Regions from separate parts of the Homo sapiens genome. Here region 2 is linked to region 1. A link is a loop called in an ENCODE intact Hi-C map of the cell type or tissue named here. Cell type or tissue: OCI-LY7. All regions are shown on one strand.

What was found. Peaks named below come from ENCODE experiments on the same cell type or tissue, not always from the same donor. Only the 100,000 strongest peaks of a DNase experiment are listed, where the experiment ranks them.
Region 2: it touches region 1 in a loop (2.4-fold over the local background); 1 of 110 quality-filtered maps calls a loop at or near these places.

What each region holds. Positions count from the first base shown.
Region 1 is chr11:115,938,582-115,941,081 of GRCh38, forward strand. The region is part of intron 4 of LINC02703 (long intergenic non-protein coding RNA 2703); the gene reads left to right. Among named protein-coding and RNA genes, the nearest start is that of LINC02703, 20 kb to the left of the region's middle. In OCI-LY7, no CTCF peak of the experiment used is centred here; DNase peaks (open chromatin) are centred at 1,340 and 1,660; H3K4me3 peaks cover 1,468 bases; H3K27ac peaks cover 1,545 bases.
Region 2 is chr11:115,222,055-115,224,554 of GRCh38, forward strand. The region is part of intron 5 of CADM1 (cell adhesion molecule 1); the gene reads right to left. Among named protein-coding and RNA genes, the nearest start is that of CADM1-AS1, 170 kb to the right of the region's middle. RefSeq lists an enhancer at 486-1,294. In OCI-LY7, no CTCF peak of the experiment used is centred here; DNase peaks (open chromatin) are centred at 597 and 1,237; H3K4me3 peaks cover 2,326 bases; H3K27ac peaks cover 2,481 bases.

The DNA.
Region 1 (2,500 bases):
AGAGCTTGGAGAGGAATGGAAGGAAATGGGAATTAAATATCTTGGGAATGTCTTCAACCCAGGCCATTTTCTGTCAAATCTCTGCCTTAAATGATTTTCTACATTTTTGTTAAAGATATTCAGATTCCAGTTACTCTTGCAATAAGCAATCATGCCCCAAGCCTAGGAAAGAGCCTGGCACCAAGCAGGCACTCATTAAATGTTTGCTGAGCTATTATTAAATGCTCAAGTCTTACTACCTGGAAGTTCTTCCTTATATCCTGCCACCAACGTATTTCTTATAGTGTGGTTAGCTGATGGTTTCCGTATTCTCTAGCAACAGTTCTTAGCTTACTTGTCAAAACACACTGGTTTGCCTCATCTGTTTTGAGGTACACTGCAAGTAATTTGTTACCAATAATAAAACATCACATCTGAGAAGGTGATTTTGTAAATAGAGAAAATTCGAAAGAGTGCTTATTGTAACGTCTCTCTTGCTTTACTTGCATTTCAGTTTGCTTTCTTGAGTGGGAGGGTGGTGGTAGAGTCACAGCTGGATAACAGGGGATTGTGTATCACCTCTGTTAAGGCAGTGGGTGTGTTCGGAATATGTCACTTTCACCCGAGTGTCCTGACTAAGGAGAGAAACAGCTATGAGACTCACCGTTGGAACATTCGCTCCTCCACATGGAATAGATGGCTACATCTTTAGCTTTCTCCTTGCCAGGATAAACATTCACAGATCTGCCCAGTGGCTGGACATTCAGCACATTCCTGAAGAGTATTTTAATTGGCTGAGTGGGTCTCTGAGGACCTGCCCCCATTAGCAGGAGAGTGATTCCTGAGTGTTGCCCAAACATAGCAAATGCAGCTGTGTCCTAACAACACAGTCCTGGGGACCTCTGGAACCACATCTCCCTCCACAGCCTTGGCTATTTCAAAGAGATCATTAACAAGGTAGAATTGGATGCCCAGAAGGTCACTGCACAATATACATTGCTACTGTCTTTTAATGGACTTTCTCCAGACATGGCGATTCTTAAACTGCAGCTTCGGCAGCTGCTAAGGACAGGGAGAGCCATGCTGTCTGCAACCAGAGCCACCCTGCCAGTCCTGTTGAAGCAGATCTGAGCTTGGGCAGATGGATCAGGCTTGGAGAGGGGAGGAGGGGAAGTGGGTTTAAGGGGAGGGGGCATCAACAGAGAAGCTAGGCAGCCCTCAGAGGACTTTGTTATTGATTTAGCGTGAGGACTGAAAGTGGCAGGCAGGCAGGTGGCAGGGGCGGGCAGGAGGGGAAGACAGGTGTAGGCAATTGTGGGCAGTGATTAGCTGGGGTGGTGCAGATGTGGCTGGGGGTGTCAGCTGGTGGTGATTAGCATGGGTGCTTCTGAGAAGTGTTGCATCAGATGGTGGTTTCAGAGTCCAGATGTGAAAAGCCAGTGGTCCCTGCCTTCCCCTGCTTCCATACCCCTTTATACTCTCCCTACTCTCCCGAGCACGCACTTGCACTTTCACCTTCCCTGCCACAACCACCCCTTTCTGGGCATTCCTCTCTAGGTGAAGGGCATGGACATCAGATTGTTCTCCCCTCAGTCTTCAGTTTTTCAGCTAAGTTCTGACATGACGACACAGACTGAACACCCTCAGACACCAGGCAAGACGAAATCTACATAATAGGTCAGTGAAGTCATGCTTATTCCCATGAGAAATGCACCTGGTGACAGAGGACTTTTATACCCCAGTGTCTATTTTGCCTGTCCCCCTTTTTATAACCTGCCTAAAATTTTTATTAATATTAATATTTGTATGTGATTACAGTATATACAAAAAGTAAATACGCCAGCATAACTCCCACCCACATCAAGAAATAGAAAATTCCCAGCACTCCGTTGGACCCCATTCCAGCCACTAACTTCTACCTTTGTCTCCAAAAGTGATCACTTGACTTCAGTCACCATAGATTCATTTTGACTGTTTTGGAACTTTATATAAATGGATGCATACACAGTACATTATGTTGTATCTACCTCTTTTTGCTTAATAATATGTTTGTAAGCAACCGTTTGTTCTTTTTCATTGCTGCATATTATCCTACTTCTAAGTAAATCGCAATTATCACTTCCAGTGTTGAGAAACATTTGGGCTGTTTCTGGATTGGGGTTATATGAATAATGCTGTTCTAATCACTTTAACGGGTTGTTTAGTGGTTATACACATGTATTTCTATATAGTTAACAGTGAAATTGCCAGAATCATAGGGCATGGGTATATTTAGCTTTAGTAGAAACAATTTGATAGAAAGCATTTTGCAAAATGATAGTGCCATGTCTCTACTCTGATATCTCAGGACTAGCTTGCCCTCAGCCAGAGGCCCAGGAGCTGGTAGGAAACTAGCCACCATCAACAGCTGCCTGTCTCGGGCATTCTGTAGGACCCACTGTAGGACTTTTGCTCACCCATTTCAGCATTTGGTTCCTTATATTCATCCTCTCCTAAGTCTTGGCGCTTACAGACTCTCACA
Region 2 (2,500 bases), 720 kb before region 1:
CCAATATTCTGAAACACCAAGGAGTATGGGGATTTGATGCTTGTGGATCAAGTGCTAATTGTTTCAAGTCCTACCAGGGAGAACTCAAGGGCAGCATGAGCACAGATGATATCAGAATGTCTGGGTAGCGGGTCTGGGTCAGCCCCTGTGCATTCAAGTGAGGAAGCATTGACTGAAGAGTCTTTGTCAATCATGGAGGATTATTGGAGTTTGGAGTAGAACGACAATGCAAAGATTAACCTGAGATTTGGTGAGTGTTAGAAGCTGTTTGAGCTCAAAGCAAGAATCAACCCCTACAATATGGCTGTCTAAATTGTTGGGGGAGGACAGCTTTGCAACTAAAGGAGGGCAATGTCTAGCAATGCCAGGTGACTGGGATTGGTGAATGAACGGAGTCACACAGAGCTCTCAGAGGAGTTAAAGAGAACATCTTGCAAAATATTTGCTTTCTATTGTCATAATACATTCATGAATAATTTTCACTGCCGTTTATTTTGTTTGTTTGCAAGGTGAAGAACCTCCTGCTGTTACATCTGTTGTTATGACTCATAGTACTGAAACTGGGCTTCCTGAAGAGGGCTGAACGATTGTGAGTGGGATGAGTCAAATCTGGTGGGACTGACGTAAGACCAATACCACAGTAGAATGCAGTCTTCTCTTGCTGCAACTTTCAGGTAGGTTTGTGGGTATTAGAATTACTGTTTACAAAAAAGAATCAAATTTGATCCCATGGTGTGGTGGCAGAAAGCTTTGTTCCCACTGCTTTTTAAATGGGGGTACATACTCACAGAATATTCTTCCATGTCTTGGAAGCAATTCTCATCATTTGTAAGCAAACACTGGGCAAGAAAATCCCTATAGCAAGATTTTCTGTACAAGAATCTTCCCTCTGTAACAAGAGAGGGGTTTTTTTGTTTTGTTTTGTTCTGTTTCTTGAAGTCTTGGTAACTAGAACGGTGCCAGGGACTGGCACACAGTAAGCATTCAAGACATAGTTGCTGGATGAATGAATGAAGGAATAAGTGAATGAGAAAGTGAAGAAACATTGGGGCATGGACTTCTCCTTCCACCTTTACTACTGATTAAAAAATAAATAAAATCAGATCACGAGTTCCCGTTAGTCCTCATCACAGAATATAATTTTGTTTTTCTTTTGGAAGGTCAATCCAGCCGCCCAAATCAGAGGTTCAGCCCAGGTGTTCTGCTTTACATATTTCCACTTCACCATACATTTATTTAGCACTTCCGATGTGTCTCTAAGTGGTGTCTTACAGGAAATCAGAAAGGATGTTGTTTGACCATTCCTTTTAGATTTTTAGATGCCAGCTTCACAACTATTTAACCTTCCACACAATCAAAATTTAACCTTGAGTTAAAAACCATTAAGTGAAGTATGTGCATTAGAAGACTGGTTTCACTATGTAAGTATTCAATGTCCACAGCCACACAGACACATCTTTTACAAATACATTAAGGTCAGTGAGATGAGAGGAGGTGGTTCTTAGTAAAACAGGCCTCTTTCTGCAGGGTATGCATTCAGAAGGCAGGTATAAAGGCAAAGGCTTTTCCCTTAAGGGTTATTCCAGTCTTGCTCACGATGTATTTGCCCAACACTCACTCTTTGTATTTTGAATACTGGTTACTCAGCCTCTTGACACTTTTGGTACTGCAGATTGTATCACTAACAATCTATAGTCCTTATAATATCAGGAACTTGGAACCAACACTACTCTGTGTTAACACAAAGAAATAATAGGTTAAAAAATTAGCTTCAATCGGGGTTCTTCATTCCTTGATTATTTCTCATAAGGAATCATAAATACTAAAATAACCTCCCTGAAACTCAATTCACTGCTTTAAAAAAAAAATAAAAGGGAGAGTGGGAGGAAGAGCGTATTCCGTTTAAAAAAAAAAAAAAAAGAGAGAGAGAGAGAGAGAGAGACTGGAGATCAGAGAGAAACAGGCCAAATCTGAAAACGCCAGCTATTATGCTCTGAAGAATACAACCTGGAAACAGAATTGATGAGGGAGAGGATTTGACATAGAAGCTGCTCTTGGGAACTAAGTGTTATCCTCCACTCCAAATAGGAAAGATTTTCTGATTTCCAGGTTTTCCTCTCTCCTTCAATGCAGGGCACTATCGATACCAGAGAAACATTTATTTTGGCACAGATAAAGAACAGGTTTTGATCATCTCCTCAATGCCCAATTTTCCTCCAGTTGAGGGAATGAAAGAAAAAAAAAAATCTACCCTTCTCTGGACCTTGGATGAACAGGGCTATGGATTTATAAAATACCTAGCTACATTCAGTCAATAAAACTCATTTTGAAAATGATGCCCACGTATACAATTAACTGTCAGATGATAATCAGAGCAGGCATGGCATTCAAGCACCCATTTCTAGAGTCTTTGTTTTCATTCTTCTTTTCAAAACTCATCTCTGAGTTTTCTTTCTTTTTTTAAAATATGCACAAACACAAAACCCTCAAAAAATGAGGA